2 separate regions of the Homo sapiens genome follow, and region 2 is linked to region 1. The links are chromatin loops, found by intact Hi-C in ENCODE. Cell type or tissue: right lobe of liver. All regions are shown on one strand. Links, peaks and the distances in the headings refer to the core of each region. The heading gives the core; the rest is flanking DNA. Region 1 overlaps LINC01270 (long intergenic non-protein coding RNA 1270). Region 2 overlaps LOC105372657 (a long non-coding RNA gene).

Region 1 (2,908 bases), core at 256-2,755:
AGCTTCAGCCCTGCCCGGTGCTGAGGGGTTTGGGGCCAGAACGATGGCCAGATGTTTGGGCACACTGGGCCCTACCCACCTGGAAAGAGGCTGGCCTGGGGTTGAATGAGAACCAGAAGTGACTCAGGCTAGGACCCCTCTGCACCCTCCCTCAGGCCGTGGGTAATTACCTGCCCAGGTTAATAGCGCCCACTTCCCGCCACCTTTCATCAAGGCTCCTGGAGCTGCCAGGCAGTAATTAACCCTCACAGCACCCTTCTGAAGTCAGCACTGGAGGCAGACGTGTGATGAAACACGTTTATTACAGGTAGGTAAACTGAGGCAGAACCCATTGCAGCCTGGGAGCCTAGCCTGTTGTTCCCCTGTGACTCAGCAGCTCAATCAATCTCTGCTTTCTTCCCACAGGAAGCACCAGTTAGCCCAGATGCTTCTCATCTTTGGAGTTGAGCTGCAGGCTGGAGACCTGGAAGGCCCTCGCAGCGCCTGCTCCCATCCTCTCACCTCACGAAAGCGCAGGAATGTGGGTTTGGAGCCAATGAAAAGTACTGGAATCTGGCTCTGCTCTGTGACCCTGGACAAGTCACTGCCCCTCTCTGGGCTTCAGTTTCCTCCTTGGTAACACAGAATGATTATACCTACCCCTTGGGTTTGTTGACCTGAATCTACCCCTCAGTCATTGCCTTTCCTTCTTGCTGCAGCCACACTGGCCCCTTGACAGTTCCTTGAACACAACAAGCCCTTTCCCACCTCAGGGCCTTTGCATGTGCAGTGCCAGATGCCTGGAATGTCCTTCCTTCCAATCTCCCCATGGCCGGCTCATTCTCATCTTTCTTGGCTCAAATGTTACCTCCCCAACCTAGACAGCACCGCTGCCACCTCTTCACCCCGTCTTACTCTTCTTCAAGCACTTCTGGAGGTATCTTGCTATTTATCTTGTTTATATCTTTTTCAGCTCCATGAGGGCAGGGGATTTTGTCTGTTTCATTCACAATGTGTTCCCAGAGCTCAGCACAGTGTCAGGCACACACTAGGTGAGTAAGAAACAATTGCTTCCTCTACCTCTTCCCCTGCTAGCCCCAAGTTCAGCTAACTGGCTGTGTGACCCTGGGGATTGCTTTTCACCTCTCTGGTCCCTTATTCTCCCTTGTGGACAAAGGATGGCCTGGGCATGAGTTTCTTCAAGGACTCGGGTAGCAGTGAAATCCCTGGGACCCTAGCCTCAGTACCTCCCCAGGCAATGGGGTAGAGAGCAAGAAGGCAGGTGAGCAAGGACCAGCCTCCGCCACGCAGACACCCTCTTTCCGGCTTCTCTGTCCTCCTACTTTGCCCTGGGTTTGTGGACTTACTCTGGGCAGATCTCCACGACCAACCACCCCCTCCCTTGGCATGTCTGTCAGCACCCTTGGGGGAAAGAATTTGGAAAGGGGAGGGAGAAAAAGAAAGCAGGGTGCGAGGGGCTGGTTCCCACACCTGTGTAAATAATTTGTCATCTTAAAATGCTCAAGTATGCTCACCTTTAATGCCTGGTTCTTGGGCTTATTTTCCTTGGCAAGGCCCCCACGGGAGTGGAATTTCGGCCAAAGGGAGCCCAGTTGTCATCTTCTAAACATGTTCCCAGGCCGGGGGCCGGGGAGGGCTCTGGCTGATGCTCCACTTCCGTCCCCAGAAGTGCTGGAACGTTCCTGGGATCTAGGGAGCTGACTCCAGTCCTGGAAGCTGTCCCAGAATTCTGGAATGTTGGAATTCAAACGGCCTCCTGCCCATTTTCCGGAGGAGGAACATAAGACCCAGAGAGGGGAAGGGGTTGGCCTGAGGTCATACAATGTGCAGAGACGAGCTAGAGTTTGCTGGGAGAAGGTGCGGGTGTGTGGACAAGTCAGCATCTATCTCCCATTTTCAGGTAACAGCACCTCGACTTCCTACTGAAGAACCCCCTCTTCCCTTTTCTCAGTCCATGAGGCTGGGGGTGCCCAGAGGCCTCTGTCTCCAGGGGTGGACATGTGACCGGGTCTTGCTCTAGTGATTGGTCCAGGGATGGGCACATGACTGAGCCTGCCCAATGAAACTTGATCTTGGGACTTCAGGGTTGGCCATGATTTGTGAAGGAGATGCCATTTTCCATTGGATGGACAGTGAGCAAGTGAACGCTTAGAGAAGAAGAGGACAAAACAAGGGAAAAGCCTGCCTGACAGGAAGCAGCACAGAGCTGGACAGGCTTTGAACTCCTGGATCCCACTGTACCTGAAATTAGGCACCTTCAACTTTCTAGTTATGTGAGCCACTGTCTTTCCCATTTTTGGCTGAAAACAGTTGGGACTGGCTTTCTGTCCCTTGCATACAGAAGGTGCTGACTGACCCCTGCCCCATGGAAGAAGATACTCCAGGCAGAGGAAATAGTGTGTATAGACACCCCTAAGCGAATGCCAAGCGGGGCACTCATGTACCAAGAAGAAGGAGGAGGAGGCACCTGGGAGCTGAGCTTAAGAGTTAGTCGGGTGGTCAAGGTGGGAGAAGGGGGTATCTTTAGCAGAGGGAACAACCATTGCAAAAGCTTGGAGGGGTGACTAGTTAGTGAAGATCAACTGTGTGCTGAGCTCGTGTTGGGTGGCAAGGGACACAGACGAAAAGGGCACGGTGGAACCCAGCTACTTCTCACCTGCTCCAGCGCAGTGCAGGCTTGTCTGCTTTTGGAGCCGAGCCTGGACACCTCCGTGTCCTTCCCCCGGCAGAGTGCTGCCAGCACGCTGTCTCAGACTCTCCAGCATCTCCTGGTTGATGTGCATCATGGGGACCACACAAGATTATTTTATAGGCTGCACAGGCAAAGCATAAAATCACCTCGGGTCACATAGCGAGAGTTATTCTCTCTGCAAATTCTTTACAGTCTTTCCTTTATATCCAGAAGAGT
Region 2 (2,908 bases), core at 181-2,680, 54 kb after region 1:
GACATCCCACAGCGCCCAGGACAGTCCCCCGCAATGAAAATTATCTGACCCAAAATGTCAATAGTGTCAAGGTTGAGAAACCCTGATTTAAAGGAATGTAAAAATTACCCCAAATCCTACTGTCCAGAAATAAACACTGCCGACATTTTGGCAAACATCATTTAGAATACTCTTTTTAATATATGCCCATTGCACACACAACTTAATACAAATGAGATTATGCACATGAAAATGCTTTTCTCTACAATGTCATGGCTGTCTCTCTGTATTGCTGTTTTTGTTTGTTTGTTTTTTGAGACAGAGTCTCGCTCTGGTACCCAGGCTGGAGTGTAGTGGCATGATCTCGGCTCACTGCAGCCTCCGCCTCCCAGGTTCAAGCCATTCTCCTGCCTCAGCCTCCCGAGTAGCTGGGATTACAGGCGCCCGTCACCACGCCCGGCTAATTTTTGAATTTTTAGTAGAGATGGGGTTTTGCCATGTTCGTCAGGCTGGTCTCAAACTCCTGCCCTTGTGATCCACCCGCCTTGGCCTTCCAAAGTGCTGGGATTACAAGTGTGAGCCACCACACCCGGCCCTCTATATTGCCATTTTAATGAGTATTTTTAATACAGCTTAACACAATGTTTTATATTTATTTAATGCAATTTCATAAATTTTTAATACAGCATTTCATTATATGAGGACTATTGTTTGCTTAATGAATCTTCTGTAGTTTGGCATTTCAGAATTTTTTCCCCCAATTTTTCACTATTATAAACAATGCTGCAATGAACGACCTTCCCCGTAGAGACTACTTGGCCTATTAGAATAAATGCCCCCAAGTTAAATTTCCAGGTTGCTTTAAAATTTCTGCCCAGTGAACAGCATGGTGCTTGTTGCCATTCTGCTCCCAGAGACCCTTGTAGAGTCCGTTCGGGACAGTATGAGAATCCCCATTATCCCATACTCTGCAACACTGAGAGTTGCCAATCTTTTTTGTCTTTTCTAATCTGATAGGCAGAAAATGACATATCATTGTAGCTTATCATTGATAACTGGTGGGGTGGAACTTGTCTTCATACTTTTTTTTCTTTTTTTCTGAGGCAGTGTCTCCCTTTGTCTCCCAGGCTGGAGTGCAGTGGCACCATCTCAGCTCCTACATCAGCCTCCCAAGTAGCTGGGACTACAGGCATATGCCACCACACCTGTCTAATTTTCCTTATTTTTTGTAGAGATGAGATCTTTCTGTGTTACCCAGGCTGGTCTTAAACTCCTGGGCTCAAGCAATCCTTCCACCTCGGCCTCCCAAAGTGCTGGGATTATAGGCATGAGCTGCCTCGCCTGCCAGAATAGTGGGTTTTTAATACGGTGTTTACCTCTTCTTATTGTTTTGCAAGAACTCTTTGTATATTAAGGATAGTAATTCTTTCTAAGAGTCTTATAATTGACTATAAAAGTCTCCCTCCCTCCCTCCTTCCCCTCCCTCCCTCCCTTCCTTCCTTCCTTCCTTCCTTCCTTTTGTTCCCTTCTGCTTTCTAAGGATATGCCTGGTGTTTGGCAAGCATTGCATGAATTACATTAGGAAATAACTTTTGTAACAAACCCATTTAACAACCATTCTTTGTTCCCCGCCTCCTGATAATGCTCAGAGCCACAGCAACAGCCTTTGCCCAACTCCATGTCATTAACCCTTGATCTTTTCCTGCTGAATAGCAGATTGCTTTCCGGGGCTGGCAACACAGTTTCATTTTCACCTTCCTGCTGATGGAACTGCCCTGGCTCTGTGCCAGATGGCTGTTTACATAAGAAATGATTTGATTATATTGCACAGCCAATGGCAGCCTTTCTCAGAATAAAGAAGCCAGAAACATATAATCAAAGCCATTAACTGTGTACAAAGAAACGCAGCCCACTCTAAATTTCCCACCAACCATAATCACAGTTTTCCAGAGAAAAATAAGAACAGGGTTATGGTTCCCTACTAAAAACGTGTTAGGGGAAAGACTTTTAAAAGGAAATTGTGGTATAGCTCAGTTGCACTCTCAGATCAACCCTTGAGCCTTGACTCCAATCCCAGCTCTGTAACTCACTGTCCTTGTGACCTTGGAAAAGTCGTTTACTGCCAAAAGCCTCCGTTTCTTTATTGTAAAATGGCTATAATAGTAATATCAACCTCAGAGGTTTACGAGAGGATTAAGTGAGATAGTGCATAAGAACACTTTCTCAGTCAGAATGTTTTCAGCCGCAAGGAGCAGAACACTTGACTAAAGGAGGGAAAAAAAAGCTAGAGGACTTATAATTTTATTTAACAGGGTTGTTTCATTTGGAGGCATAAAGATGTAACCAGTGATTCACATTCTTTTCTTCTTCCTGCTATGCCATTCTCAGCAATTTATGGACATGTCTCCTCATGGTTTCAAGACAGCTGCTGTGGCTCCAGGCATCACACTGGGACATGATAAAATCAAGCAAAGAGGAGGAGGGCATTTTTTCCCCTGTGTCTCCTTTCATGATGGAGAAAATTGTTCCCAAATTTCCCCCCTGCAGATCTGCAGACTTCTTATTGGCCAAGATGGCGTTACATCTATAATTCCAAACCAGTCACTGATGGAGGAATGAGAATGACTGCAGTTGGCTTGGACCTATAACTCACTCTGAAGCCGGGGCGAGGAATAGCCACCGTCCCTGAGCTCCTGAGTAGATGCACAACCAACAAAACTGAATCCCGTCAGCGAAGGAGTCATGGGTGGGCAACCCGTGCTGTGTCTACCATAAGCACAACTCCTGGTGCTCATGAGGTGCCCCCAAAGGCTGGCATTTGGCAAGCTCAAGACTGGGAGTCCACACAGTGCTCCAGGTGGGAGGATCACAACCGCGATTGGCCAGGGAGTCCCTCTGGGTGCCAGACCCCTGTATGCAAAGCCCCACT

Evidence for each region. A loop is a pair of places that touch in the nucleus more often than their neighbours do. Peaks named below come from ENCODE experiments on the same cell type or tissue, not always from the same donor. Only the 100,000 strongest peaks of a DNase experiment are listed, where the experiment ranks them.
Region 2: it touches region 1 in a loop (2.7-fold over the local background); 22 of 110 quality-filtered maps call a loop at or near these places.

What each region holds. Positions count from the first base shown.
Region 1 is chr20:50,311,400-50,314,307 of GRCh38, forward strand. LINC01270 (long intergenic non-protein coding RNA 1270) reads left to right here. Exons shown (of 5, transcript NR_034124.1): 3 at 406-615; 4 at 953-1,031; 5 at 1,901-2,908. It overlaps LINC01271 (long intergenic non-protein coding RNA 1271), which reads right to left. Exons shown (of 3, transcript NR_109950.1): 2 at 1,515-2,908. Among named protein-coding and RNA genes, the nearest start is that of LINC01271, 8.5 kb to the right of the region's middle. In right lobe of liver, for the core only: no CTCF peak of the experiment used is centred there; DNase peaks (open chromatin) are centred at 1,370 and 1,682; H3K27ac peaks cover 2,500 bases.
Region 2 is chr20:50,365,068-50,367,975 of GRCh38, forward strand. LOC105372657 (a long non-coding RNA gene) reads left to right here. Exons shown (of 3, transcript XR_936837.3): 3 at 2,368-2,908. Among named protein-coding and RNA genes, the nearest start is that of LINC01271, 45 kb to the left of the region's middle. In right lobe of liver, for the core only: no CTCF peak of the experiment used is centred there; a DNase peak (open chromatin) is centred at 1,714; H3K27ac peaks cover 1,292 bases.